Linked DNA regions of Homo sapiens: region 2 is linked to region 1. Evidence: read pairs that join two places in POLR2A ChIA-PET (ENCODE). Cell type or tissue: Panc1. All regions are shown on one strand. Links, peaks and the distances in the headings refer to the core of each region. The heading gives the core; the rest is flanking DNA.

Region 1 (15,335 bases), core at 5,745-10,744:
TCCTGTTTCGGTTCATCCCCCACACTGTTCTTTCAAACATGAAAGTCTGGCTGTGTCTCCCTCTTGAACACTCCATGGCTCCCCACTACCCCCATCCTGATAAAACCCAAGCCTTCCTCCCAGACATTGGGGCCCCTTCCCATCTGGTCCCTGCTGACTAGTCCAACCACCACTCACTCTTCTCTTCATGCATCAGATATCATAGCCCCATCAAACCACCCAGGGGTCCCTGTACAGGCTGTGGGCCCTCTTTCCTATCTGTGGAATGCCTTGCCCACCTGTTAAGGGAAGGTGATCTGTGGGTGGGGGCGAGCTGGGCCCTCTCTCAGACCTGCCCCTCGTCCCCAGCCTGACCCTCTTTGCCAAAATCTGTGAGAAGACTGTGCTGAAGCGAGTGCTGAAGGAGCTGTGGAAGCTGGTTATGAACACCATGGAGAAAACCATCGTCCTGCCGCCCCTCACTGACCAGACGGTGAGACCTGCAGGGGGCCCGAGGGGACATTTAGGCCACCTCCCTGGCGAGAGCCCAGAAAACTTGGTGCCTAGAGGCTGGGGGGTAAGAACAAAGGCATCCGGTCTCAGAGAGGTCATCCAGGCTCAAGGGCCATTCAAGGGTCATGGAAGCCACCAGAGGTCAGTGGGGGGCCATTCAGAGGTCAGAGAGTTCACACAGGGGTTAAAGATCATCGAAGAGTTAAAGAGGTCATTCAGAGTCCATTGTATTTTCTCTGGGGTCAAAGACATCAGGTAGAGTCAAGAGACCACTAAAGTCATAGAGGTCACATGTAGGTCAAAATAGCTTTCAAAGGTCAGAGGTCATCTAGAAAACAGGTCAATTTTGGGATCAAGGTTATCCTTGAGCCACGGAAGGCATAGACATTGGCCAGGCACCGTGGCTCACGCCTGCAATCCCAGCACTTTGGGAGGCTCGAGGCGGGCAGATTGCTTGAGGTCAGGAGTTCGAGACCAGCCTGGGCAACATGGTGAAATCTCGTCTCTACTAAAAATACAAAAATTAGCTGGGTGTGATCCTGTGATCCTGGCTTCTTGGGAAACTGAGGCACGAAAACTGTTTGAACCTAAGAGGTAGAGGCTGCAGTGAGCTGAGATGGCGCCACTGCACACTCCAGCCTGGGCAACAGAACGAGACCCTTTCTCAAAAAAACAAAAAAAAAAAAGAGAAGGCATAGACATCAATGGGTTTTTCTAAGGGCTTTGGGGCTCATTCAAAAGCCAAAGAGGGGAGACACCATGGACTTCAGACATCAGAGATCAATAGACCAAGGGGCTCCTGGAAGTCAGCCAGAGGTCATGGAGGGCATCCAAGGTCAGAGAGGTCAAGCAGAGATCATTGGCCATCCAGAGACCAGGACCGATAGACCAGAGGCCATAATCTCTAGGGACCAAGGGGACCCAAACATCTGTAGAGGGATGTAGCTGGGCGTGGGTCCCTCCGGGAGGCATCAAGAACCTGAGGACAGCAATGGCATGTGGGCTGTGGGCACATTAGGGAGTGGGGAGGTCTTTCCCAGGTGGACCACGGAGGCTTGGGGAGGGTGAGCGGGGGCCATAGATGGGCGACGATGGTCGGGGAGGCTCGGACTTCCCATCCTTCCACCTCTTCTGGGCTGGGCTGGGGCAGGGGTCTTGCCCCTCCGTGCTGCCATCTCTGCCCCCTCCCTGGCCTTCCCGGGAGACTCATGGTACCTTATTCCCCCCTCCCCCACCGCCCCGCCCCCATCACGGATGACAGATGATCGTAAGTAGAGTCCCGTCTGTCCGTCTGTCTGTCCGTCCTCTCTGTGTCTGGACTCGGCCCACCGCGTCGCTGCACCCCTCTCCCCACCCACCCAGCGCCCCCTCCTCACCCACCATCCTCCCTCCCGCCTAGATGTGCCTGTGTCTGTCTGGGGCGGGGCATGGGGAGGGGGCGGGGCTGGGAGGGAGGGAGACCACGCCCACCCTCCCTGTCCCACTGAAGTCCAGAGGAGCCCCACTACCCACTCCCAAACCCCAAGCCCAGCTCCTCCTTCGCAGCGGACCTGCCGTCTAAGGGTAGAATCCAACCTTGCTCCCGTGCCCAGATGTCACCAGACGCCCTGAAGCTAGAAAGAGGATCAACCCCAGGATTCCTCTGACCTCCTCTTTGGGCTCTGAACTGTCAGCAGCTTCCCAGAATGCAGGTCCTCACCATGAGGGTCTCTACTTCTGATTCCTCTGAAATTCCATGCTCCAGACCATTCCTTGGTACCCCACCACCCTGTCTACCCAACTCCCGCCATCCACACCGACACACACCAATCCCAGACATACACCCAGGTGCCCAAGTGGGAGACTTTTGTCATGGCTTTGATGTCAGGTAGACTTGGGGTCAAATCCTAGCCCAGCCACTGTCTCTCTCTGTGACCTTGGGAAGTCACTTGACCTCCCAGCCTCTGTTTCCTTGTCTGGAAAATGGGGCTCATTGCATCACCTCCCTGAGGGTAGTTCTAAGAACCAAATGGCATGATGCATTAAAATACTCATCTCAGTATTGCCTGAACCCAGGAAGCAGAGGTTGCAGTGAGCCGAGATCGCGCCACTGCACTCTCAGTGACCGGCCCAGAGGCAGAGCTAATGGTGGTGGTGGTGGTGGTGGTGGTGGTGGTGATATGCAGACATGTGTAAGAGCAGAGACAAAACAACTTCAGATTTTCCCTTTGTGGGCAAGACAAGGCTGTTACAAGATTTCACTTTGTTAAAAGTTTACAAGGGCTCTTACTTCCTGGTAGCTGCAGCCTGGGTCTTTGGCTATAACCACTTGGTGGCAGCATACCCAACCACAGGCAATGCATTTGTAGGCAGGGGGAATAAAGGAATTCGCATTTAATGACTCCCCATATGCCAGGCCTTCTCATAGCTCCTGTTTCAGCTCACCTTCATGATAACCCTTTGAGTGAGGTGGATATTATTATCCCCATTTTGCAGATGAGGAAAGCTGAGGCTCAGAGAGGAGTCACTTGTTCAAGGTCATATAGTAAATATATGCCAGAATCAGGATTCAAATTCAGATCTGTCTGAATATGCAGCCCATTTGCTTTCCTGTTAACCCAAGAACCAAGAGTCTCATGTGTACAGTAAATGTAAATGGATTATATTTTGGCAGTGGCTTTTTTCCCTTCTTTCTGACTTTCTTTAGCTCTGTATCTGTATCTTTCTCTCTCTTTCCTGTCTCTGCCTCTCACACCATTTAAGAGTGAGTCACTAAAGCGCATGCACGTGTGTGCACACACACAGACACACACACAAACACACTATCCCCATGCAACCCAGTCACCAGTACCCTGTGCAGTGTGGATTCCCCCATCCCCATGAATATTCCTGTGAGCATCCCAGCTTCCCACCCTGCACGACTTGCCAGGTTGATCACCCTGTGACATTATCTCTGCAGGGGAACCTCTTGAGAAAACATGGCAAGGGATTAGAAAAGGTAATGAGGGCCTCGTCTCACTGAGGCCCTGAGCTCCAGTGTCTGGGCATGTGTGTGCATGTGTGTGCGTCTGTGCACCTGGGCAGGAAGGGCAGCTGGGGGTCGTGGGTAGGAGATAGCTCTCCTAACCAAGTCCTGCAAAACCAGAAGTCAGAGATGAAGTGATTCTCCAGGGACAGAACGTGCAGTGTGTGTGTCCACATGTGAACTAATGTGTGTGCACAAACAGCTCCCATCCTCCCACAGCAATACCCACAGGGCTCATCTGAGCCCTGGGCTCAGCTGAAATTCTGTGCCTTCTTGAGGAGCCTACACGCTAGATCACCACCCTGGACTGAGACGTGTTGTTTTTTACGTAGATTTCTTTTTGTTGCTGTGCTAATGGGTGTTTGTTGTTAAGGAGATGGGAGCTACAGCAACACGCAAGCAGCTGTCTTGCTGTACACTTGTGCAGAAGATATCGTTGTACATTTGTGTCTACAAATGGAGTCTTAGCTTTGTGAATGTGGGTCACAGGGGTTCCGTACTCTCTCTGCCAGCCCTTTGCGGGGCACATTCAGTGTCCCAGGCACCCTATATGTGGATGTGAATCCGTGTGGGGTCAAGAAGGGTGTGTGGGTTTTTGTGTGTGATATAATTGTGTACGTGCCTGCAAGTGTTTAGGAGTGCACGTATGTAGTTTAGTGTATGGGTTCTTCAGCACTGAGTGAACTTACAGTATATGTTAATATGTTTTTTGTAGACTTGGGTGCTGGGATATAGGGGCAGCCCCTTAGGGAATGGAGGAGGAGACAGATTCCTAGCCCTGTCTCATCTCCCCACCTCCCCAGGTGCCCCATCCTGGGGCAGGCTGACTGTGGGATGAGGCTGCTTCCAGCCTCCTGGGTACCCCGAGAGTGTGCTGGCAGTCAAGGAGTCTGACCTCTAAACCCCTGCTAGGGGACCAGAGGAGGTGCTAGCTGGGGAGGGGGCCCACCATTAGACCCAGGACCTGGGGAGGAGCTCCTGGGCTGGGAAGTGAGACTGTGCTTTGAGGGGGCAGGGAAGTCCCACTGAGTATCCTCCCAACAGTCACCAGAACTCTGACCTCCACCTGATTCTCTCCACAGGGCAGGGTGAAATTGCCAAGCCACTCAGACGTAAGACCGGCCTCTCACTGTCTGTCTGGCTCCCATCCCACTCCCCCCCACCCCACCCCTGTGCCCCCTTCCACCTCTGTGGTTCGTGCCGTCCGAGGGCGTACTGTGAACCTGTCTGTTGGTCTCTTCTTCCTTTGTCTGTCTGGCTTGCTCGTGGGGGGTGGTGGGTGGGGGGTTGGTGGGTAGGGCAGAGGGTACCCAGGAAGGCCCCTGAGCCCTGCCAGACTACAGGTGGGTGCAGCAGGGGAAACTGAGGCCCAGTCCGCTGGACCCCTGAGTAACTGTGCCTTGTAAGAACCTCAGGATCACAGACAAGAAATAAGAATAGTAACAGCCAAGATGATAATAGTAATACCTCTAGGAATGACCAGATGGCCAGCTGGTAGACTATGAACATAATTCCAAATATTTCCACAGTAAATGGGCCCCCTCCCCACCTAGCCTCACCCAGGACCCCCAGACCACCCCAGGACCCAGTAAGACAAGACTTGTTACCTCAATACTCAGCCCCACCCTGTCCCCCAAGTTACCATGGGTATCCCTGTTAGCCACAGTGGGAATTGAGGCTCAGAGCATTCAGGGACAAGCCTGGGGCCATCCAGCAGTGACAGAGGAGGCTAGACACATGCCTTCCAGGCTGGGACCCCGTCTCCCTTAGCATTGCCCGTGACTTTGAGACCAAGTGATAATTAGCGAACACTGAGCAAAGACTTGTTCAGTCCAGACTAAGCCACAAAGTGGATATAATTTTCCTCATCTAGATGGGAAAACTGAGGCTCAGAGAGGTTAAGTGCCTTGCCCAGGGCCACACAGCAGGACTGCAATTTGAACCCAGGCCCATCTGGCTTGTCAGAGCCATCACCACATCACCATCTTGCTAGTGTCTGTTTGGGGGTGGGGTGGAGGACGGATATGGAGGTGTTTGTATAGAGGGAGGATTTTTCCTTTAAAAGGTCAGACTGGCTGGCAATGTGGCTCACGCCTGTAATCCCAGCACTTTGGGAGGCTGAGGTAGGAGGATCGATTGAGCCCAGGAATTCAAGACCAGCCTGGACAACACAACAAGACCCCATCTCTATGAAAAAAATTTCAAAAACTAGCTGGATATGGTGGCTCACACGTGTAGTCCCAGCTACTGGGGAGGCGGGAGGATTGCTTGAGCCCAGGAGTTTGAGGCTGCAATGAGCTATGATCATGCCACTGCACTCCAGCCTGGGCAACAGAGGGAGACTCTGTCTCAAAAAAAAAAAAAAAGAAAAGAAAAATCAGACTGAAATTCCTCCCAGATTACAGGGGAAATTTCCCTGCAGAGGGGATGCTCCTTGAGGAGGAGGAAGTGTTTGACCAGAGCCATTTTCTGCAACCTCAGCCTAGCCTATTGTGTTCCCAAAGCTCCCTTTCCCTGGAAACCCTGCCCACACCCACAAACACCACCGTCTGAGGCTCCCCCAACCCACTGCCCCTCACAGTCTGGTCCCTGTCTGTTTCTCCTGTTACACAAGCCTGGGTGGGGCTGAGAGGGTGGGGGACTATCCTCACAGGACCGGGATTTTCAGGGACAAGGTCACCACATCCTCCTCAGTTCTTCCTGGGGAATTCCAGACCTCTGTCCCTGGGACACAATTATTGCCCTGCCCAGAGCCTTTGGGCAAGAACCAAGATGGTCTCTGGGGCTGGAGTGTCAGCTGTAGCACCCCTGCCCTCACCCAGCTGTATGTTGTTACCTGCAGGGAACCCAGATGATCTTCAATGCAGCCAAGGAGCTGGGTCAGCTGTCCAAACTCAAGGTGAGGAGTGGGGATAGATTATGGCGTGAGGGACTGCCCCCCAAACTCATGTGGCTTCCAGGTTGCCACCATCCTGGGGGAGGGGTCCCAGGATGATGACATGCATTACAGGCTCAAAGGACAGAAACTCTACTCACTGAAGCACAAGATATTTGCTCCCCAGTGTGTCAGAAAGATGTGAATGGTTCAGCTTCAGGTACAGCTTGATCAAGAGGGCAAGTCATTTATTCAACCAATATTTTTTGAGCACCTGCTGTGTACCAGTCACATATTGGGTGCTGGGATGATGAAAACATAGACCCTCAGCCCAGCTCCTCCAAGTTGAACAGGGATGAGACCCATAGACACAGATTCCAAAGGTGGAGCCCACTCCACCCACATGGCCCCTCTCCCCATCCATCCAGGATCACATGGTACGAGAAGAAGCCAAGAGCTTGACCCCAAAGCAGTGCGCGGTTGTTGAGTTGGCCCTGGACACCATCAAGGTGAGAGGCCCTACCCCTCCCCATCCCAGGTGGGGGATGTAGAGGGTGTGGCTGCTGTGGTCATGGACTTAGGCTCGCCTCGGACCCACATTAATTTGTTCAATTTATGGACACTCCCTCGTTCCCCTGTCTGTGCCAGAGCTGGGCTGGCTAATGCTGGAGCCTTAAGGAGCCCCAGGTCGGGGAAGACTGCTGGATACAGACATTCTCAGCCTTGTAGGATTAGGCTTGGGGTAGAGGGAAGGATGTGGGCTGGGGGAGCCCAAAGAGTGAGAAGGTGTAGAGGGAAGGATGTAAAGGACCTCGTGCCAGGCATTTCTTGAGGTGTAGAAGGGTAGAGGGAAGGATGGGGGCTGGGCGAGCCCAAGGTGGGAGAAGCCAGGCCTTCCTGGAAGACGGCATGTGAGAGGTGGGTTCTGAGGAATGCATAGGAGTTCACTAGGCAAAGCAAAGGAAGAGGTGAGAAAGTAGTAGCGGGAAGAATTGGGAGTGGGGACAGCAGGGCTACCCAGCCCTATGAGTGGGTAGAGGTTCCCACCATCCTCACCTCTCCCCACCCTGTCCTCCCCAGCAATATTTCCACGCGGGTGGCGTGGGCCTCAAGAAGACCTTCCTGGAGAAGAGCCCGGACCTGCAATCCTTGCGCTATGCCCTGTCGCTCTACACGCAGGCCACCGACCTGCTAATCAAGACCTTTGTACAGACGCAATCGGCCCAGGGTAAGGGTACCCAGACCGCATCACCCTTTCCCGCTCCGCGGAGACAGCCCCGCCCCAAGCCTGAACGGCTGCCATTGGCTCACTCCCCTGTGACGTCATGGATGGGGCGGAATTGACATCTCTGCACCAAGTCCAGGGACCAATGAGCGATCAAAGGTTCATGGGGGCGGGGCCTCTGACGTCACAGGCCTGGAGGTGATCGTCAACCCCTGGGAAAATCTGTGATGTCCTGGGGCCAGACAATGATTAACAGCTCTGGGATGGAATGTCTTTGACATCAAGGACCAGGGTAGGATTGATGACTCTTAGGTGTGGAACCTGTGACGTCGTAGGGCCACAAGGTGATTGTCATCTCCTGGGAAAATCAATGGTGTCCCAGGGCCAATGAATGATTGTCAGCTCCTGAGGGACCTGGACAGTCATGGGTCCAGGGAATCGTTGACAGCTCTGGGAGACTTCAGGAGTGATTGACAGCTCAGGATGGGCAGGACCTCTGATGTCAAGGGGTCAAGGAATGATTGGCAGGTCCATGGGTGGGAACTTTGACGTCATGGTCCCAGAGAGTGGTTGAACTCCCCTGAGGAGGGACCTCTGTGATGTCATGGGGCTAAGGAATGATTGACAGCTCCGAGGGCGGGAGGGACCTCGACTTGGTGGGGGAGGGTGGACGGAGAGGGAGTTCCCATTTCTCAAACTCTCTCTTTCTCTCTGTATTTTGCTTCGGTCTCCTGTCCCTCTCTGAGCGCACACACACGGCAGCTGGGGCTGGATGGAGGGCAGGATTCCCTGGGGACCCCCCCTTTTCAAAATTGGTCCCGACAAGGGGAAGAAGTTTGGCGGCTTGAACTCAGGAGGGGGAGGGAGAATCGCCATCGACACCCAGCCTGGGGCGAGGGGAGCAAAGCCCTGTGGCCTCCAACGGCCCCCTTCTCCCCCGATCCAGCCAGCCCAAGGGCCCTCCGTGGGCGCTGGGTCTCTGAGCTCAGCTTCCCTTCCAGTCCTGGCTGCTTTTAGTGTCCCTGGTGTCCCTGGAGCAGGAGGCTGTCTGTCTCTCCGTCTGTCTGCAGCTGACGTTTCTCTCTCTCTTGTTTTTCCTCCCTCTCACTCGCCGTCCCCTCTCCGCGCCTCCCCTGCCCCCTCCACACACACTCCTCCATCCTCACCTCTCACTGGCTCGTCTCTCCCCGCTCCCCATGCTTCCCACCTCTCTCCCCCTTCCACCCCCACCCCCAATTAGTCCATGGTGGAAAAGGTACTAGGTTTACCCTTAGTGAAGACATTTATCCTGAGAAGGGTACGTGCCTCCGCCTCCCGCCCGCCGCCCGCGCCTGGTGCCCGGTGCCTGCGCCCCTCCTGGCCCCGGCTAGTAAAAGGATCGTCCTTCTGCCTCAAGGGCCTGCAGGGCCGCCGCCCAGGCCTGAGCGGCTTGGAGGGCCCAGGCGGGTGAGGGGGAAGGACGATTTGCTGGTTCTACATGGGGAAGAAGCGATTCCAGTGGGAATCCCAGAATCCATTTCTCCTGATATGACATATTTTTTAAGCCAGATCCTGGGACCCCGGGACAGGCACCTGTCAGGTTAAGAGCTGGGCTCTGATTCCAGCCCAGCCACTCCACGGGTAGGCACCTTGGGCAAGAATCTGTCTCCCTGAGCCTCAGTTTTCTCATCTGTAAAATGGGGACAGTCAAGGACCCTACTTCATAGGATTATTGTTATTGATATTATTATTTAGAGACAAGGTCTCCTTCTGTCACCTAGGCTGGAATGCAGTGGTGCAATCACTGCTCACTGCAGCCTCCCTCCTGTGCTCAAGTGATCCTCCTGCCCCAGCCTCCCGAGGAGCTGGGACTACAGGCACACGTCACATGGCTAGCTAATTTTTAATTTTTTTTGTAGAGAGGTGGCCTCACTTTGTTGCCCAGGCTGATCTCAGTGAATACTTATCAGGCTCTAAGGCTGAGCAGGACCTTGTGCCAGGCATTTCTTGAAGAATCTGTGTTTGGTTTTGTTGTTGTTGTTTGAGACAGAGTCTCACTCTGTCACCCAGGCTGGAATGCAGTGGGGAAATCTCAGCTCACTGCAACCTCCGTCCGCCTCCTGGTTTCAAGCGATTCTTGTGCCTCAGCCTCCTGAGTAGCTGGGATTACAGGCCCGCACCACCACGCCTGGCTAATTTTTGTATTTTTAGTAGAGACGGGGTTTTGCCATGTTGGCCAGGCTGGTCTTGAACTCTTGGCCTCAAGTGGTCCACCCATCTTGGCCTCGGCCTTCCAAAGTGCTAGGATGACAGGTGTAATCCCAGCGCCTGGCCATTTTGTTTTTAATTTGAGGCAGACGCTGTCACCCAGGCTGGAGTGCAATGGCGAAATCTCAGGTCACTGCAGCCGCCACCTCCTGGGCTATGTTGCCCAGGCTGGTCTCGAACTCCTGGCCTCAAATGATCCTCCCACCTTGGCCTCCCAAAGTGCTGGGATTACAGGCATGAGCCTCCATGCCTAGCCTTCTTGGGGAAACTGAAACAGATTTCTTTAACTGCCCCACGAGGGGTACATCATTCCACAGATGAGATACTGAGAGCCAAAGGAGATTCAACCACTTGTCCGAGGAACCTTCCCCTGCAGGGGTCCCGGGACTTGGGGAGTGGGGAGTGGGGTTGGAAGAAGCACTGAGAGGCCCAGGAAAGACCCTTCCCCGCGAAGCCAGCAAAGCACGGGATGGGGGCACCCAGCACTGCCTCCCTCCCCCCTTCTTACTAGCTTTGGCCTTGGTCTGACCCCTCACCTGACCCACCACTGTCCAATTCCCCCTGGCACCCCCGGCACCCCAGTCTGGCCCGGATTGAGCTTGCTATGAAGCATCGGCCTGGGGGAGGGCGGGGCGGCTGAGCATGTGACTGGTGGCGGGGGGTGGGGGTGGAATGGGAGCCTGAGGCAACAAGGAAGACGGCCTGGGGCGTGCAGCAAAGACCGGGGCCACATACCCCAGTACTGGGGTGATGGGGGTCTCCAGGCCCCTGTGCTCCCCAACCCTCAGTCACTTCCTGTCCAGCGTGAGGTAACCCAATCAGCGTTTGACTGACCCAACCTCCCACCCTCACCTCTGACTTTCCCCTTCTTCTCCCCGTGCATGGGGTGGTCCAGGAGTGGGGAGTTGCCTGGTGGGGGGTGGGGAGGGGTTGGTGGAGGTGCTGGCGGTCACAGGTCCACAGGCCCCACAGGATGCCCTTTTGAGTCACAGAAGGCGGGACCGGGAGAGATTCTTTTAAGCTGCCCCATCAGTGATCCCCATTGGCACCATGGAGGACACGGCTGGTGGCCCCAAACAGAAGCCCACCACACCATGATTCAAGCAGACAAGGGAACTTTTTGACTCCATAATGGAAAAATTAGGGGTTGAGGCCTGGCGCGGTGGTGCATGCCTGTAATCCCAGCACTTTGGGAGGCCAAGTTGGGCGGATCACTTGAAGTCAGGAGTTTGAGACCAGCCTGGCCAACATGGTGAAACCCCATCTCTACTAAAAATAACAAAAATTAGCCAGGCGTGTTGGTGGATGCCTGTAATCCCAGCTACTCAGGAGGCTGAGGCAGGAGAATCGCTTTAACCTGGGAGGCGGAGGTTGCAGTGAGCCGAGATGGTGCCATTACACTCCAGCCTGGTGACACAGCAAGACTCTATCTCAAAAACAAAAAAGAAGGCCAGGTGCGGTGGCTCATGCCTGTAATCCCAGCACTTTGGGAGGCCGAGGCGGGCAGATCACCAGGTCAAGAGATCGAGACCATCCTGGCCAACATGGTGAAACCCCGTCTCAAAACTACAAAAATTAGCTGGGTGTGGTGGTGTGCACCTGTAGTCCCAGCTACTCAGGAGGCTGAGGCAGGAGAATCGCTTGAACCTGGGAGGCCGAGGTTGCAGTGAGCCGAGATTTCGCCATTGCACTCCAGCCTGGGCGACAAAGCAAGACTCCATCTCAAAAAAAAGAAAAAAAAAAAAAAAAAAAAAAGAAACTTAAGATTCTGCACTAGAAGGGAAATAGGGGTAAGGAAAATAAAAGATGCCGCTATGAGCTGTCACATCAGGAGGGATGAGGATTCTGGGCCAGGTGATGCAATGAGGTGACCTGTGGGGCTGGGTCAGAGTTAACAAGGGCAAGAATGGGGTGAGTGGGGAGAGGTAATAGTAACCTATTGGAAAGGGCCACTATTGGAAGGGGTGTTGCAGGTCACAAAAACCACTTTGATTATCTCAGAGTGAGGTGGGAGCCATGGAAGAGTTTGGTTTTGCTTTGTTTTGTTTTTTGAGACAGTCTTGCTCTGTCACCCAGACTGAAGTGCAGTGGCGGGATCATAGCTCACTGCAGCCTCAACCAGCTGGGATTAAGCGATCCTCCTGCCTCAGCCTCCTAGATAGCTGGGACTACAGGTGCATGCATCACCACACCTGGCTAATTTTCTTTTCTCTCTCTTTTTTTTTTGAGACAGGGTCTCTCTCTGTCACCCAGGCTGGAGTGCAGTGGTGCAATCTCAGCTCACTGCAACCTCTGCCTCCCAGGTTCAAGTGATTCTCCTGTCTCAGCTTCCCAAGTAGCTGGGATTACAGGCGTGCACTACCACACCCGGCTAATTTTTGTATTTTTAGTAGAGACAGGGTTTCGCCATGTTGGCCAGGATGGGCTTGAACTCTTGACCTCAAGTTATCTGCCCACCTCAGCCTCCCAAAATGCTAGGATTACAAGCATGAGCCTCCCAAAGTACTGGGGTTACAGGCATGAGCCACCACTGCCCGACCCATGGAAGAGTTTTGAGCAGAGGAGGGACATGATCTGACTTTTAAATGTTATTTATTTATTTTTTAATTTTCTGAGACAGGGTCTTGCTCTGTCACCCAGGTTGAAGTGCAGTGGTGCGATCTCGTCTCACTGCAGCCTGGACCCTTCTGAGCTCAAGTGTTCCTCCCACCTCAGCCACCAGAGTAGCTGGGGCTACAAGCACGCCCCACCATGGCCACTAATTTTTGTATTTATTGTAGAGATGGGGTTTTGCCATGTTGCCCAGGCTAGTCTCAAACTCCTGAGCTCAAGTGAGTTTGCCTCACCCTCCCAAAATGCTGGGATTACAGCTGTGAGCCACCGCGCCCTGCCGACATGATCTGACTTAATAGGATTTTTCTGGCTGGTATACTGAGAGTAGATGAAAGAGTGGAAGGAAGACCAGCAAGGAGGCTACTGCAATAGTCCAGGCATGGGATGCTGGGGGCAGGTGTAGGATACAGGGAAAAGACATGGCTCTGCTTCTGGATGTATTTTGAAGGTAGAGCTGGCAGGATTTTCCAGTTTATGGGCACCTAGGGAGGAAGTGAAGACAAAGAAGAGTGTCAAATATTGAGGTGCAGGGTCAGTTTGAGGACCCACGGAGGAGAAAATGACAAAAGGGGGTTGGAGGGAGTGACAACTATGTAGGATGAGAATCGAGTTGGTGACATTGTTGCAGCCAAGAGGACAAACAGCCACAGGAGGCCAGGGTGCCAGATGCTGCCAAGATGTAATGTAACATGAAGACTGAATTTTGACAACATGGCAATCAATGGAATAAGAAAAAAGAAAAGAATTGCATTAGGCTCAGAGAGGTTAAGCAATCTACCCAAGATCACACAGCAAGGCAGTAAAAGGCCAGAACCCAGGATTCTTGGCTTCCCAAGAGCACCTCCCATCCTGGCCCCCCATCAGTGCCTCCCTATCAGGGCTGATGACCTGGTGCCGCCAGCACAGGTGGGTGGGAGGCCGTCAAGGTCCCTCCTGGTGGGTGGGAAAGAACAGAGCTCACGCTGACCATCCTCCCCTGCCCTGCCCAGGCTTGGGTGTAGAAGACCCTGTGGGTGAAGTCTCTGTCCATGTTGAGCTGTTCACTCATCCAGGAACTGGGGAACACAAGGTCACAGTGAAAGGTGAGTGGTCTGAGGTGGGAGGGACTTGCTAGGTTCTAAAACAGAAACCAAACTCAAACTGGCTTAAGCAACACCCTTTTTTTGTTGTTGTTGTTTAATGGTCCATGAAACGGAAACGTCCAAAGGTGGCCACCTTCAGGCATGGCTGGATCCAGCAGTGTAAACAGTTTTGTAAGACTGAATCCCACTTTCTCCATCTCTCAGCCCTGCTTTCCTTTTCTTGGCTTTTGTTGACTAGAACACAGATTGGGCTGTTTTTGACATGGCTTAAATAAGACAGAATTAGGCCAGGCACGGTGGCTCATGCCTGTAATCCCAGCACTTTGGGAGGCCAAAGCTGGCGGATCAGGCCAGGAGTTCAGACCAGCCTGGCCAACATGGTGAAACCCTGTTTCTACTAAAAATTCAAAAAGTAGCTGGGTGTGGTGGCGTGTGCTTGTAATCCCAGCTACTCAGGAGGCTGAGGTGGGAGGATCGCTTGAACCCGGGAGGTGGAGTTTGCAGTGAGCTGAGATTGCGCCACTGCACTCCAGCCTGGGTGACAGAGTGAGACTCCATGTAAACAAACAAACAAAAATGATAGAATTGGTTTTTCTCTGGGATAACAGTTTAAGTAGCAACCAGCCTCGAGCTGATATGGAGGCTTCGCAGTGTTGGTGATCTGTGCTGCTGCCATCTTTTGTTGCATTTTCATCCCTAATGTGTTGTTGTTGTTGTTTGTTTGTTTTAGAGGCCAGAGTCTCACTCTGTTGCCCAGGTTGGAGCGCTGTGGTGCAATCACAGCACACTGCAGCCTCAAACTCCTGGGCTCTAGCGATCCTCCTGCCTCAGCTTCCGGAGTCGCTGGGATTGCAGGCATGCAGCATCACACCTGGCTACTTTTTAAATTATATTTTTGTAGAGATGGTGTCTCACTATGGTATCCAGGCTGGTCTCAAACTCCTGGCCTCAAGCAGTCCTCCCACCTGGGCCTCCCAAAGTGCTGGGATTCCAGACGTGAGCCACCATACCTGGACCCAAATGTGTTTTTCCTCCACTATAGGGTCACAAAGAGCTCAGCCCCCACAAGCATTGCAGACTGCGGCTAGAGGAAGGAGAAAGTTTGGGGTTCACTCCCTGCCTTTTAAGCCACAGTGGAGAAGTAGTACACGTGATTTTTTTCTCTCACCTCATTGGCCAAAACATAGTCATATGACCACACTTAGCTTCATGGCAATGCTGGGAAATGTAGTCTTTATTTCAGACAGGGTTTTTGGCGGCGGGCGAGGGGTGGGGTGTTTTTATTTTTTATTTTTTTTAGACAGGATCTTGCTTTGTCACACAGGCTGGAGTGCAGTGGCACAATCTCAGCTCACTGCAACTGCCGCCACCCAGGCTCAAGCAATCCTCCTGCTTTAGCCCCACAAGTATGTGGGACTACAGGCGCGTGCCACCACGCCCAGCTGATTTTTGTATTTTTCGTAGAGACAGGGTTTCACCATGTTGCCCAGGCTGGTCTCAAACTCCTGGACTCAAGTGATCCACCCGCCTTGGCCTCCCGAAGTGGTGGGATTACAAGCGTGAGCCACTGCGCCCAGCCTTGGGCAGGTTTTGAGAGCCACAAACATCTACTTTTTCCAACTGGGAGAACCTGACCTGTCTTACCCTCTACTTCCTCCAACAGTGGTGGCTGCCAATGACCTCAAGTGGCAGACTTCTGGCATCTTCCGGCCGTTCATCGAGGTCAACATCATTGGGCCCCAGCTCAGCGACAAGAAACGCAAGTTTGCGACCAAATCCAAGAACAATAGCTGGGCT
Region 2 (15,335 bases), core at 4,246-9,245, 72 kb after region 1:
TGGCCGACATGGTGAAACCCCATGTCTACTAAAAATACAAAAGTAGCCGGGCGTGGTGGTGGACGCCTGTAATCCCAGCTACTGGGGAGGCTGAGGCAGGAGAATTGCTTGAACCCGCAAGGTGGAGGTTACAGTGAGCCAAGATGCTGCCACTGCACTCCAGCCTGGTGACAGAGCGACACTCCATCTCAAAAAATAAATAAATAAATAAATAAAAAGAAAAAGAAATGTATAAGCAGCCAAAAGATGAAAGGGTGAAGGATAGGAGAGAAGGTTCTCAGAAAAGGAGCTAAAAGCAGCTCCTAAACCTCCCGGACAAAGGTGAGGGGCACCAGTGAGGCTACCCTGGTGGACAGCCCTCTGTTGAAATGACAAACACACATACTTTAAATTCTGAGGGTTCCCATTGCGGGATTTGCCCACAGGAACCTGCATTTGAAAAAAAAAAAAAAAAAAAAAAAGTATGTACAAGATTAATCCCTGTGGCATTGGCTGTTAGTATGGAAGACTAGAAACCAAATGCCTGTTGGTTTGGTTCTGGTTAAATAAATTCAGGGGCCCATCTACAATCCCTCACATCCAATTGCAAATCCTGAAATATTCTAACACTCATGTTTGTATTTGTTAGTTTGTGTTTTTGAGACAGGGTCTCTCTCTGTGGCCCGGGCTAGAGGGCAGTGGTGCAATCATAGTTCAATGCCACCCCATCTCCACGGCTCAAGTAAACCTCCCACCTGGGCCTCCCGGGTAGCTGGGACTACAGGTGCATTCCACCACACCCAACTAATTTTTAAAATTTTTGTAGAGACAGGGTCTTGCTATGTTGTCCAGGCTGGTCTCAAACTCCCAGGCTCAAGCAATCCACCTATCTTGGCCTCCCAGAGTGCTGGGATTCCAGGCATGAGCCACTGTGCCTGGCCTTAGAAGTCTTTCTAGGACTGTTTAACTATTTATCCAAGTTAGTGTAAATATTGATCAGTTTCTCTGTCCCAGATCAGCTAGGAAGTGTATTAGTTAGCTATTGCTGCATAAAAAAATTATCCCCCAAATTATGGCCATCTTGGAAGCTCTTGCTGGTGGTAAACCTAAGGCCCCTGTCACTACAATCTCCCTTTCCAAGTTGGCGACAGGAAGTAGCCATTGGGAGATGCCCCCTAAGTCCTAGGATTAGAGATGGGATACAAAGGCTGGGCCTGGTGGCTCACATCTGTAATCCCAGCACTTTGGGAGGCTGAGGCAGTCAGATCATGTGAGGTCAGGAGTTCGAGACCAGCCTGGCCAACATGGTGAAACCCCATCTCTATTAAAAATACAAAAATTAGCTGGGCATGGTGGCATGTGCCGCCTGTAGTCCCAGCTACTCGGGAGGCTGAGGCAGGAGATTCACTTGAACCTGGGAGGAGGAGGTTGCAGTGAGCTGAGATTATGCATTCCAGCCTGGGCAACAGATCTAGACTCTGTCTCAAAAAAAAAAAAAAGAGAGAGAGAGAGAGAGAGATGGGACACAAATTCACCACAATCTCAGCCCCCCAGGGCTGAGCTCACATGCATGTCAGAGCCTGGGTTTAGAGGGTCCCTCTGTGGCTCAGATGCACTCCACAACTTCCCACTGAGCTTGTTCACGAGCTTGGCCAGGCTGGCTGGGTAAGGAGACAAAGTGCATTCTGTTCCGTCCATGAACCCACACTCATGACAATCCCATACACCCCATGTGGGCCTCCACCTCCCCACCCCCAGCAATCACTGGCATGTTTCAGAAGCCTGTGAAGTTCCCCACCTGCTCCCTCCTGTTCCCATGGGACCTCCAAGCAGCCGTCCAGAGTGCAGGATACATCATTGGCACCAAGGGTCTTTTTCAATTCTGAAATGAGATGAACTCTTGGACACACCTGGGGAAGCCCAGGCATCAAGGGGCTTCCCTGCATTTTCCCAGAGAGACTACAAATGTCTCAAGCAGAAATCCTAAAGAGGTGGCTCACATAGAGCCTCTCTCCAAGCCCGCACCCATGGCAGACATTGCTAACCGATCCCTGCACCCTTCACTGAGCCTGGACACTGCCAGTCCCACCTCCCAACATGCTGCTCTAGGCAGACATCACAAATCAATTCAGGATGGACCCACTTAAGGATACATAAAATCTTTAGGAAGAGAAACTTATTGAGGTCAACTGTTTCTGGATTTAATTCTGCAGTCAGAAAATAGCTTTTATTCCTATTTAAAACTTCTGCTATTTTAAGGAAGCTCCATTTTTCTTGTTTAGATGCTCACAGACACATCCTCTCCCTCATTCCCTGGCTCCCAAGAACCCACCATCTATGGGGGTGTCTCCCAACTCTCTGACCTCACCTTATTTAAAAAAAAAAAAACAACTTTTTTTTGAGATGGAGTCTCGCTCTGTCGCCCAGGCTGGAGTGCAGTGGTGCAATCTCGGCTCACTGCAAGCTCCGCCTCCTGGGTTCACGCCATTCTCCTGCCTCAGCCTCCCAAGTAGCTGGGACTACAGGCATGTGCCACCATGCCCAGCTAATTTTTGTATTTTTAGTAGAGACGGGGTTTCACCATGTTGGCCAAGCTGGTCTCAAACTCCTGACCTCCAGTGATCCACCCTCCTCAACCTCCCAAAGTGCTGGGTTTACAGGCGTGAGCCACAGTGCCTGGCTGCTGAACTCACCTTCTATGTCTGTTCTTCCTCTTTCCTTCAAATGAGGGCTCTTTGAGATTCCCCTCTGTTCTCCACACACCTTCCCTGGCTTGTGGAACCCCTCTCCTTCACTTAGTGACACCTGAAGCCCAACACTTCTGGCACCTCCAGCTCCCACCCGCACCTCCCTCCTAGACTCTGTTCCCTTGGCTGCTGCCCCTGCTCGGGCCTGTCCTTTGTTCCCAGAACCGGGGCCTCAGCCTCCTCCCTCACTTCCAGTCTGGCTTCTGTTGACCTCTGCTCACACACCCTCCATGGCTCCCCACTGCCTGCACCATAAGTCTAAATTCCTCTGCCTGTCATTCAAGGCCTTGCGCATCTTCCAGCAGCCTCCAGCCTCCCGCTCCGTGCCCTTGTGCTGGCTGCATGGATGCTCACATTCCCTGAATCCCCACTGCATCCTGTTCACCCCCCAATCAGTGCACACATCTCAGTGATCATGGGCATTAATTAATCCATGAATGAACTCAGGAAGCAGGAGGGAGAAAGATGTTTCTGGAGCTCCTTCCCAGCTCGGGAGCTCCTAAGAGGCCAACTCCAAGTCTGAAAACCTCTAGGGCCTCAATGCCAGCCCAGAGAAAAACAGGGAGTGGTTGTTAAATGAATAAATTTAAATGTCTATCCGTAGTTTTGTTTGTTTTAAGACGATGTCTCTCACGCCGGTAATCCCAGCACTTTGGGAGGCCAAGTCAGGCGGATCACGAGGTCATGAGTTCGAGACCAGCCTGGCCAACATAGTGAAACCCCATCTCTACTAAAAATTCAAAAATTAGCCAGGTGTGCTGGCATGCACCTGTAGTCCCAGCTACTTGGAGGCTGAGACAGGAGAATGGCTTGAACCCAGGAGGCGGAGGTTGCAGTGAGCCGAGACCATGCCATTGCACTCCTGCCTGGGTGACAGAGTGAGACTCTGTCTCAAAAATAAAATAAAAAATAAAAGATGGAGTCTTGGCCGGGTGCGGTGGCTCACGCCTGTAATCCCAGCACTTTGGGAGCCCAAGGGGGGAGGATCACGATGTCAGGAGTTTGAGACCAGCCTGACCAACATGGTGAAACCCCATCTCTACTAAAAATACAAAAATTAGCCGGGCGTGGTGGCACATGCCTGTAGTCCCAGCTACTCGGGAGGCTGAGGCAGGAGAATCACTTGAACCCAGGAGGCAGAGGTTGCAGTGAGCCAAGATCGTTCCACTGCACTCCAGCCTGGGTGACAGAGCGAGACTCTGTCTCAAAAAAAAAAAAAAAAAAAAAAGACATAGTCTCGTTCTGTCGCCAGGCTGCAGTGCAGTGGCGCGATCTTGTCTCACTGCAACCTCCGCCTCCTGGGTTCAAGCGATTCTGCTGCCTCAGCCTCCCGAGTAGCTGGGACTACAGGCATGTGCCATCATGCCCGGCTAATTTTTTGTATTTTTAGTAGAGACGGGGTTTCACCATGTTGGACAGGCTGGTCTCAAACTCCTGACCTCAAGTGATCTGCCCACCTCAGCCTTCCAAAGTGCTGGGATTACAGGTGTGAGCCACCACACCCAGCCTCTATCAGTAGTTTTTGAACTCTGCCTCCTTCTTCTCATCCTGAGAACTCCTATACATCCCTCACAGCCCCAGTCCAACGGCCCTTCCTTCAGAGAGTATCCATCCCTGCCCCTCTGAGCTCCTCTACCCTGGACCTCCTCAGGCCAAGTCCTGACTTAAGGTCAAATGGCAAGTATTCACAGGAAGTGAGAGTCGATGTGGCCCTGGTGGGGCTCGGTACATACAGCCAAGGGACGCCAGGCTCCTCTGAGCCATGGCAGGGCGGGACTCACCTTGGTCAATCCTCTGCAGCAAGCACCCCCGGATGACGTCCTCATAGATGCCCTCAGTGGTCAGAGCCTGGCTGCCCACGGCAAGGACATCCCCCTCGAACTCAGGCAGCTCCTGGAACCATGGCGGGTTAGGGGCTCGGATGGAGAGGAGGGCCCCTCTAGAGGCCTACAACACAGGCTTCTGCCCTAGCCCTGGGCCTGATTAGCTGTGGGGTTGGGGGGCGGGGCTTGGGCCTTAGTTTCCTTATCTTTATTTTTAAATATTTTTATTTTAAAATAAACAGGCCGGGTGCGGTGGCTCATGCCTGTAATCCCAGCACTTTGGTTGGCTGAGGTGGGCGGATCATGAGGTCAGGAGTTCAAGACCAGCCTGACCAACATGGTGAAACCACCGTCTCTACTAAAAGTACAAAAATTAGCTGGGCGTGGTGGCGGGTTGTGGGCGGCAAGCCACCCAGGTGCTGAGGCAAGAGACCGAGGACATGAGCTGTTCCAGTATAACAAAATATAAAACAAGAATAGTTATACCAGATATAGATATTAGATATGATTATATATGAATATCATTAATGATTAGTTGGTAGCAGTTACTCTTTATTCCAATATTATAATAATCCTCACTCTACAATCATAACCTAGGAAAAACCAGGCCATACAGAGATAGGAGCTGAGGGGGCATAGTGAGGTATGACCAGAAGACAAGAGTGCGAGCCTTCTGTTATGCCCGGACAGGGCCAGCAGAAGGGCTCCTTGGTCTAGCGGTGACGCCAGCGTCTGGGAAGATGCCTGTTGCCAGGCAGACCGTGGTCTAGCGGTAGCGAAAAGTGTCAAGGAAAAACACCGGCTACTTAGCAGACCGGGAAAGGGAGTCTCCTTTTCTCCGGGGGAGTTTAGAGAAGACTCTGCTCCTCCACCTCTTGTGGAGGGCCTGATATCAGTCAGGCTTGCCCACAGTTATCCAGAGACCTAACCGTCTCCCTGTGATGCTGTGCTTCAGTGGTCTCGCTCCTAGTCCGCCTTCGTGTTCCATCCTGTACACCTGGCTCTGCCTTCTAGATAGCAGTAGTCAGTTAGTGAAAGTACTAAAAGTCTCTGATATGCAGAAATAATGGCTTAAGCTGTCTTTCTCTTTGTCTCCTCTCTCTCTCTGCCTCAGCTGCCAGGCAGGGAGGGGCCCCCTGTCCAGTGGACACATGACCCACGTGACCTTACCTATCATTGGAGATGACTCACACTCTTTACCCTGCCCCTTTTGCTTTGTATCCAATAAATAACAGCGCAGCCAGACATTCGGGGCCACTACCGGTCTCCGCAACTTGGTAGTAGTGGTCCCCCGGGCCCAGCTGTCTTTTCTTTTATCTCTTTGTCTTGTGTCTTTATTTCTACACTCTCTTGTCTCTGCACACAGGGAGAGACCCACCGACCCTGTGGGGCTGGTCCCTATAGCGGGTGCCTGTAATCCCAGCTACTTGGGAGGCTGAGATGGGAGGATCGCTTGAACCTAGGAGGTGGAGGTTGCAGTGAGCCAAGATCACACCACTGCACTACAGCCTGGGCGACAGAGTGAGACTCCGTCTAAAAATAAAATAAAATAAAATAAAATAAAATAAAATAAAATAAAATAAAATAAAATAAATAAAATAGTCTCTCTCTGTCACCCAGGCTGGACTACAGGGGTGCAGTCATGGCTCGCTGCAGCCTTGACCTCCCAGGCTCAAGCGATCCTCCCACCTCGGCCTCCCAAGTAGCTTGGACTACAGGCGTGCACCACCACATCTGGCGAATTCTTGTATTTTTTGTAGAGGTGGGGTCTCACTATCCCAAAGTGCTGCTATTACAGGCATGTGCCACCACGCCTGGCCTCAGTTTCCTTATCTTTAAAATGGACTCAGTGGCCCATATTCTCTAGTGTTGTGGAAAGGATTCATGGGATTAATTAGGCACAGCAAATCACACCTCACAGGGAATAGTATGAGTGTCTCAGCTGAGACTTCCCCAATTCCCAGCCACTTCCTCTAGAGGATTCTGTTTGTACCCATGTCAGACACCCGCCTGGTGCCCATGAGCCCTGTGTGCCTAGGTACCTAGGACTCCCGCTGACCTCCTTCCCACTCTTCCACTCACTGAGCTTCAGCCACACCCACCTTGTCACTGTTCCTCCAACACACCAGGCATGGTCAGGCCTCAGGGCCTTTGCACATGCTGTGCCCTCTGCCTGGAATGCCCTTCCCGGGACATGGCCCATGCCTTCATTTCACAGGGACATCCTTCCTGACTCCCTGGTAACTCCCCACCCAACCCTTACCCACTCTCCATCCACCTCCTCCCTCCACTGATGCCCATGTCACCAGGTGATATGCGATGTGTGGGACCCATCCCAGCTCTTCTGTGGCAGACACAGGGTAATGAACCCCGTCATAGGTGAAGCAGAGGGCATTGTGGAAGCCCAGAAAAGCCACCTGACCCAGCTCCAGGGCTCAGGGTATGGAAGTCTCTTAAAAAGAGACAGGCCCTTGCTCTGTTGCCCAGGCTGGAGTGCAGTGGTGCGATCCTAGCTCACTGCAGCCTCGACTTCCTAGGCTCAATTGATCCTCCCACCTCTTGGCCTCCAGAGTAGCTGGGACCACAGGCACATGCTGTCACGCCTGGCTAACTTCTGTATTTTTATAGAGATGGAGTTTCACTATGTTGTACAGACTGATCTCCTGGCCTCAAGCAATCCCCACACTTTGGCCTCCCAAAGTGCTAGGATTAAGGTCAAATGGTCTCTAATGATCAAAGAGCATTCTTTTTTTTTTTTTTTTTTGAGACTGAGTTTCACTCTGTCGCCCAGGCTGGAGTGCAATGGCGCGATCTCGGCTCACTGCAACCTTCCCCTCCCGGGTTCAAGCGATTTTCCTGCTTCAGCCTCCTGAGTAGCTGGAATTACAGGCGCCCATCACCATGCCTGGCTAATTTTTTGTATTTTTAGTAGAGACAGGGTTTCACTATGTTAGCCAGGCTAGTCTCGAACTCCTGACCTTGTGATCTGCCTGCCTTGGCCTCCCAAATTGCTGGGATTACAGGCATGAGCCACTGCGCCCAGCCTCAAAGAGCATTCTTGCCCACTTTAAGTGGATGCATGGTGATGCTGTCAGACCCTCTTGCACACTTCCCATTAACTCACCTTTTTGCAGCCTGGCTCGAGTTGGCTCAGCACAAAAGGTAAAAAGATGCAGAGACCCCAGCCTCGGATGAACCTCCTCTGCGCCAACCCGCTGTCCGATTTGAATTTCTGCACAACACACCCAGCGGTGCGTCCAGCAACCATCTGAGCACCCAGGCCCACTGCCACCCCATGCCACCCCGTACCCACAGAACACACCTTCAGCACGCGCCCCCTGACTCTCTCCAGCCTCTGGGCAGCCTGGTCACAGTTGAGGGCCGTCGTCAGACACTGGTCAGCCAGCTGCAGGAAGGTGGCCACGGCGTCAGCCATGAGCTGTGGGAGGAGATGCTATGATGACCCCAGAATCTGTGCTCCAGCCTCCCGGGCCCCACTCCTGCCCAGCTGACCCCTTCTCAGCATCCAACCTGTTCCAACCAGCCACCTCTGCCCAACCTCCTCCTCCTTGTCCCAGGAAACACCTTTCCCCTCCTCTCAGGACCTGGGGATTGTCTAGTCTGTGGGGGACTATGTGCAAACTGACAGAAAGCCCCTTCCCTCTGGGAGATGGTGCCAGGATGCCCAGAATGGGGAGTAGGGAGCCAGCCAGAGTTCAGCCTCCTCCACTGAGTGCTTTTGTGCAGTGCACAAACTGAACAACTGTGCCAGGTAGTGCTGGATCATCTCACTCTCTGTCTTCTTCTGTCACCATGTCCATCAGCAGGTCCCATCTCAGACTTCAAAACACTTATTGCTTCTCCCCACTGACATCCCCCATCCTGGTGCAGGCCTCCTCCCTGCCTCCTCTTTTCCTGTCCCCAACAGCCTGTGCTCCCTATGGCAGGCAAAGCTTCCTAAACCTTAAATCCAGCCATGCCCTCCCCCTGCTCACATACCTGCTCTGGCTCCCCATTGCCCTCAGGAAAGAGCTCACCCCTTAGCCCCACGCTCAAGGCACTGCGCGATCTGCCCGTCCATGTCGCCGGCCTATCTTCCCCATTTCTGAAAAATTGCTCCACGTTCCCCAAATGCAGACAAGCACTCTCAACACTATTCACTCGGGACTGGTGGCAACGCCATTCCTCCCATTGCTCTCCCATGTTGGAAGTCCCCTCCTCCTGAAAGTCCTGTCAACCCCAGAGGTGGATCAGGAACATCCTTGGCGCTCCCTGTACACCCTGCCCCAGCTCTGTCCACCACATGTGGCTGCTGCCTGGTCACGGGCTCATGTCCCCATGAGACTGGCAGCCCCGCGGAGTTGTCTCGATCATCGTGGTCTCTCCAGGGCACACTTAGCAGGAGGTCAGTGGAGGCTGTCTTCACAGCCTGGCCTCATCCCAGCCTCCTCTCACCCTCACCTGCTGTGCAAGATCTTGGGCCCCAAACACGAGGCTCTGCATCCCCAGAAAGCCAAACGGTGCTGCCAGCTGCCCCAAGCGCCCCCGGCTCCGCTCGGCCTCACGGTAGCATGTCTGCATCAGCGCCAAGTCCCACGGCATCTCCCCAAATGAGTAAACCTGTGCTCCCGGAAGCAGTTTTGGGGGAAAAATGCTGTCAGCTGATTGCAAAGGGCCAGGGACCCCATTACCAATTCACCAAAGGAGAAACACAAATGAAAATACATCCCGTCTCAGCTGTCACCAAAGAAACTCATAATACAATAGTGGTGGGCCAGGCATGGTGGCTCACACCTGTAGTCCCATCAGTTTGGGAGGCCGAGGTGGGTGGATCACTTGAGGTGAGGAGTTCGATACCAGCCTGGCCAGCATGGTGAAACCCTGTCTCAACTAAAAATACAAAAATTAGCTAGGTGTAGTGGCACACACCTGTACTCCCAGCTACTTGGGAGGCTGAGGCATGAGAATTGCTTGAACCCAGGAGGTTGCAGTGAGCCAAGATCGCACCACTGCACTTCAGCCTGGGCGGCAAAATGAGACTCTGTCTCAAAAATAAAATAAAATAAAATAAAATAAAATAAAATAAAATAAAATAAAATAAAATAAAATAAGTAGCAGTGAGGCACGGTGTCATGGACATAAAATGATAAAACCTGAAAAAACTATAACAAGCGATGCTGGCACAATTGAGAGGAAATGAGCACATTTCCTGGCCCAGATCTGTGAATACCATCTCATGTTCTGTCTGTGCTGGGCCCTGGGGCTGCAGAAATGGAATACTCTAACCCAGTCTCTGCTTACAAATTAGGGGAGACAGAGTATAGAAATCACCCACAGTGGTATGAAAGTCAGGCTGTGATAAGAGAAGCACAGGCTACTGCAAGACATAGAGGGGACCAGGGACAGTTCCTGGAGAAGGTGATTAGGAAATGGAGGCTTAAGAATGAGTTGAAGGTTGCCTGGTACATAGTAGGTGCTATTCTATGTATGTATGTATGTATGTATGTATGTATGTATGTATGTATATATGTATGTATGTATTTTAGGTGCTACTTGTATATCAGATGCACTGAGGTGACCTGCCTTGAGCAGAATTCTCTGGGTTGTTGCCCTACAGGGGAATGGGAGGAGGAGTTTGGGGGATGACCTCAGACTGATTTTGCTAAATTGCCACTTTTCTCATCCAACTCCTTTCCCCTCACGTTTTAAACTGTGTTCCATGGCCAGTGCGGTGGCTCAAGCCTGTAATCCCAGCACTTTGGGAGGCCAATGCAGGCAGATCGCTTGAGCCCAGGAGTTTGAGACCAGCCTGGGCAACAAAGCAAGACCCCCATCTCTACAAAAAAATTAAAAAATTAGCTGGGCTTGGTGGCGTGCGCCTGTATTTCCAGCTACTTGGGATGCTAAAGTAAGAGGATTGATTAAGCCCGGGAGGTCGAGGCTGCAGTGAGTTAAGATTGTGCCACTACACTTCAGCCAGGGTGACAGAGCGACACCCCTGTCTCAAAAACAAAAAACAAACAAAAACTGTGCTCCACTGACCATAGCATGGTGATGGGTCCACAATAAGTAAAAAGCAGCCTAGAACAAATTCAGTGAAGATTCTCCACAGGAAAGACTCAAGTTAACACATCACCCTCTGGCTCACTGAACCCCTACCCACGGGAGCTCACCTCCCTGCGCAGCCGCGTGCCTGAGGGGCTCTGGCGCAGGCGGTGGGACAGTCGGTCCATGCCTTGAGCCAGGAGGGTCCGCACCGCCTCGAGCGAGGCTTCCACGGTGCGCAGCAGGGTCTGCACGACCCGGGGCAGCTGCGGGTCCACCTCCCGGCGCAGGCACGACTCGAGCGGTCCCCTGATATCCGCTGGGAGTGGAAGACACTGGTCTGGAGTCCCCTCCGCAAGGTGCCTCACAGATGGGGATGTGCAGGGGCCCTCGCGAGGGGGACGCGAGCAGGGACGCTGAGCGCCCTCTTCTACCCATTGTAATGATGAGAAAACTGAGCCTCGGAGGGGCGGGCCCAGTCAGGATTCCCACCTGGGTCTTTGTAGGGGCCACCTTGGCCCACCGCTGCCCATGTATCAGCCTTTACCCCCGCCCCTCCTCCGCTGTTCTACTTCCCAGGCCCGCCCACCCGCATTGGCCCGGCTCTGGGCCTCAACTCCTCGAGCCTCAGCCTCAAGGCCACGCCTATCCCCCGCTGAGGCCCCGCCCTTTTTGTATCCAAGCAGCCCCCTTAGGACCTGGTTTCCTCCGGACAGACTCTAGGCCCCGCCCCCAGTGCCTCGACCACAAGACCACGCCCACCGCCTCGCTTTGGCCCCGCCCCTTCCCCACCCGTTCCCTTGCACATCCTATGCTTGGCCCCGCCCCTCTCTGACCACGCCCCCATTTTACATAACTTCAAGCCCATTCTTCGCTTAGGTCACGCCCCTTTTTCCCCAGCATCGCCTCGCCCCTCCCAGCCCAGGCTCCGCCCCAGGGCCTCACTCCTCAGCCGCCCCGCCACACGCGCCCGCTGCCGCAGCAGCTGGTCCACGTCCGGGCGGATCGTCTTCTCCAGCGACGCAAGCAGCTCGTCCTTTTCGGGCTGGAAGGCGCAGAGCCCGGCGGAGGCCCCGGCCAGGACAGCTGCGTGAACGGCGTCTAGAAGCTGCCCAGACCGGTCGAGGGGGGACAAAGCCGAGACACGGGGCGGGGATGGGGGTCAGAGAGATCGGGAGAGGGTTTAGGCGACAGTCGTGGGAGGGGAACCCGAACGCCCGCATCCCGCCCCCTATCCCGGATCCGGACGCCGTGCATACCTCGGTCCAGGCCCAGGCGCGGGCGCGGCCTGCCCCCCGCAGGCCAGGAAGGGTCTGGGCTCGCAGCGCGGGAAGTTGCTCCCGCATCAGCACCGCGGTCAGCACCTGCAGGAGAGGGGGCCATGGGCGCCGCGGTCGGCCGGGAGGGTCCTGGGGGTCCCGGGTGCGGCCTCGCGGGGCACTAACCTCGGCGTCTGAGCCTAGGGTCACGTCGTCGTCGCCAAAGTGGCCTTGGTGCTGCCGGTAGAGTCGGACGGCGTCCAGGAAGGCCCGGGCAGCAGGGGCCTGGCTTCGCTGCAGGACTGAGAGGGGCTGCTCCTCAGTGCCTGCTGGTAGCTCCCCTGCCTGGCTCCCGATGGCCCGGGGAGGAAGCCCTCCGCCTGGCCAGGTCCCCAACACCCAAGTCTCACCCATCTCTGGAACTTTGCATAGGCAATGCCCTCCACAGGGAACACAGTCCCCCAAGACCATCATGTTTATTCAACTTAGAAGGAACCCTCTACTGGCAGCCACAGCCCCGTGACCAGCAGTTCAGGCCATACATACTGCAGCCACTAGCTGTTCCTCTAGTTGCATCGTTTGTGCAGTCAACAACCTGCCCAACTGTGTGTGTCAGTCCTGCTGCTCCCCTACTTTTTTCTTTCTCTCTTTCCCTTCCTCCCTTTCTTCCTTCCTTTCCCTCCCTCCCTCTCTTTCTTTCTTTCTCTTTCTTTCTTTCTTGCTTTCTTTCTTCTTTCTTTCTCCTTTCTTTTCTTTTTCTTTCCTTTCTTTTTCCTTCTTTTCTTTCTTCTGTTCTCTTCTCTCCTCTTTTCTTTTCTTTTCTCTCTCTTTCTCAGGGGGTCTCTCTGTTGCTCAGGCTGAAGTGCGGTAGCATGATCATTGCTTACTGCAGCCTCCAAGTCCTGGGCTCAAGTGATCCTCCCACCTAAGCCTCCTGAGTAGCTGAGACCACAAGCTCATGCCACCACGCCACTGTGCCTGACCTATTCCCCTTCTTCATCTGGCTGGCCCCTCATCTTTTTTTTTTTTTTTTTTTAAGACAGAGTCTCACTCTGTTGCCCAGGCTGGAGTGCAGTGGCACCATCTCGGCTTACTGCAAGCTCCACCTCCTGGGTTCATGCCATTCTCCTGCCTCAGCCTCCCGAGTAGCTGGGACTACAGGCGCCTGCCACCACGCTCGGCTAATTTTTTGTATTTTTAGTAGAGATGGGGTTTCACCGTGTTAGCGAGGATGGTCTCAATCTCCTGACCTCGTGATCCTCCCGCCTCGGCCTCCCAAAGTGCTGGGATTACAGGTGTGAGCCACCGCGCCCAGCGGCTAGTCCTTCATCTTTTACAGACCCCAGCTTCCCCTCATCTGGGAAGCCTGCTCTAACCCCCATCCCTCAGGCTGAGCTCCCATAGCACCCTGTGTGTCTCTGTTACAGCCCTAGTCACTCACAACTGCCTGGTGTCCCTTCTGGCTCCCCCAACAACCCATTTTCTTCTCGTGTGTGTGTGTGTGTGTGATGGAGTTTTGCTCTTGTTGCCCAGGCTGGAGTGCAGTGCCGCGATCTTGGCTCACTGCAACCTCCACCTCCCGGGTTCAAGTGATTCTCCTGCCTCAGCCTCCCGAGTGGCTGGGATTACAGGTGCCTTCCACCATGCCCAGCTAATTTTTGTATTTTTAGTAGAGACAGGATTTCGCCATGTTGTCCAGGCTGGTCTCGAACTCCTGACATTGGGTGATCTGCCTGCCTCGGCCTCCCAAAATGCTAGAATTACAGGCATGAACCACCACACCTGGCCTAAAAACCCATTTTCTGGGTAAAGAAAGTGAGGCCTGGAGAGGTCCCGAGCCAACAGAGGCTGAGCCATCTGACCCCAGACCATTAGCCCCACAAATGTCTGACCCGTCCTGAGACCCACCTATGCCCTGAAGCCGGATGCCACCCTGCAGGGCCAGCCTCCAGGCATGCTGTGCCTCCCTGGTGGCTGCAGAGAAGCAGAGGTGCCGGCGGAAGGGGTGCTGCAGGAACAGCGGGAAGCTCACAGGCACTTCCAAGAGGGAGTCAGGCTCTTCCTGAGTATGGTCTCCTGAAAACAAACAGGAGGTCGCATCTTCTAGACGTTCATTCACTAGGAGAAAATACCCCTGAAATGCATACAGCAGTCCCTGGCATGGGCAGTTGCTCGATAAATATGAGTCATACCACGATACTTGCCACCATCCTTATTCCAACAGCACTGGGTGGGGCACAGTTTTGGGGGAGGCAGGGTCACCTTCTTCCACTGCATGCCCAAGGCAGACATCACCAATCCATCCCAGAACTGTTTTCCAGCCTTAGCATCCTTAATACAGTCCTCCTGGCAGCCACCACCAATCCATTCAAGCTGGGATGTTATCTGAGTCGTCCGGCTTTATGTGGGGTTTTGGAGTCAGTCAGACCCGGGTTCCAACCTGACCAAACCACTTTCATTTTCTTTCTTTTTTTAACAAAAGGGACAGGGTCTCACTATGTTACCCAGGCTGGTCTTGAACTCCTGAGCTCAAGCGATCTGCCTGCCTCAGCCTCCCAAAGTACTAGGATTACAGGTGTGAGCCATTGTGCCCAGCCTGGCCAAGCTACTTTCTAGCTCTATGACTAGGGCACACAGCTCTATGAGCTGTGATTTTCCTGCCCAAATGGGGTTAACAGTGATACCGATGACCTAGAATTATTGACAAGACAAAATAAGTGAATTCAGCTTTGGTTAATTTATTTGGGGACCAGCCGCGGTGGCTCATGCCTGTAATCCCAGCACCTTTGGAGGCTGAAGTGGGAGGATCCCTTGGGCCCAGGAGTTCCAGACCAGCCTGCACAAGATATTTTTTATTAAAAACATAAGTATATGAAAAGAAATATTTAGGGTATCCTGTCTCCAGTGTTTTGTTCCACTTTCCAGGATGATAAACACAGACTGCGATAAAACCCAACAATCCAGGCCAGGCGAGGTGGGTCATGCCTGTAATCCCAGCACTTTGGGAGCCTGAGGCAGGCGGATCACGTGAGGTCAGGAGTTCGAGACCAGCCTGGCCAACGTGGTGAAACCCCGTCTCTACTAAAACACAAAATTTACAGGGTGTGGTGGCAGGTGCCTATGGTCTCAGCTACTCAGGAGGTTGAGGCAGGAGGATCACTTGAGCCTGGGAGGCGGAGGTTGCAGTGAGCAGAGATCATGCCACTGCACTTGAGCCTGGGAGACAGAGCAAGAGCAAGACTCTGTCCAAAAACAAAAAGAAGAAGAAAAGAAAAGGAAATCAATAGTCCAGAAGGTGGAAGCTCCTGATCATCTCAGTCTTCCAGCCTCAGCCCCCAGAGACGATAATGACTGTTAATAGTTTAGGGGACATTTCTCCAGATTCTAAAATCTGCGTGAAACTGTGTGAGGTGCATATCTGTGACAAGATGGGATTTTCTGCCTTGGAACTGGTCATTTTGCTCCTTGATACGTCTGGGACA

What was found. ChIA-PET counts read pairs that join two places held together with the same protein. Peaks named below come from ENCODE experiments on the same cell type or tissue, not always from the same donor. Only the 100,000 strongest peaks of a DNase experiment are listed, where the experiment ranks them.
Region 2: POLR2A ChIA-PET joins it to region 1 with 8 read pairs; 6 of 35 experiments call an interaction of 5 or more read pairs at or near these places.

The regions. Positions count from the first base shown.
Region 1 is chr19:17,609,966-17,625,300 of GRCh38, reverse strand. It overlaps UNC13A (unc-13 homolog A), which reads left to right. Exons shown (of 44, transcript NM_001080421.3): 35 at 349-472; 36 at 1,754-1,759; 37 at 3,431-3,469; 38 at 4,579-4,608; 39 at 6,339-6,395; 40 at 6,800-6,880; 41 at 7,452-7,599; 42 at 13,446-13,538; 43 at 15,202-15,335. Among named protein-coding and RNA genes, the nearest start is that of COLGALT1, 62 kb to the right of the region's middle. In Panc1, for the core only: no CTCF peak of the experiment used is centred there; a DNase peak (open chromatin) is centred at 7,980; H3K4me3 peaks cover 1,092 bases.
Region 2 is chr19:17,535,970-17,551,304 of GRCh38, reverse strand. It overlaps NIBAN3 (niban apoptosis regulator 3), which reads right to left. Exons shown (of 15, transcript NM_001321827.2): 5 at 13,762-13,929; 6 at 12,040-12,155; 7 at 11,854-11,958; 8 at 11,540-11,702; 9 at 10,723-10,913; 10 at 9,011-9,169; 11 at 7,872-7,988; 12 at 7,674-7,781; 13 at 4,508-4,619; 14 at 1,778-1,861. Among named protein-coding and RNA genes, the nearest start is that of COLGALT1, 12 kb to the left of the region's middle. RefSeq lists silencers at 4,961-5,010, 11,199-11,518, 11,929-12,018. In Panc1, for the core only: no CTCF peak of the experiment used is centred there; no DNase peak of the experiment used is centred there.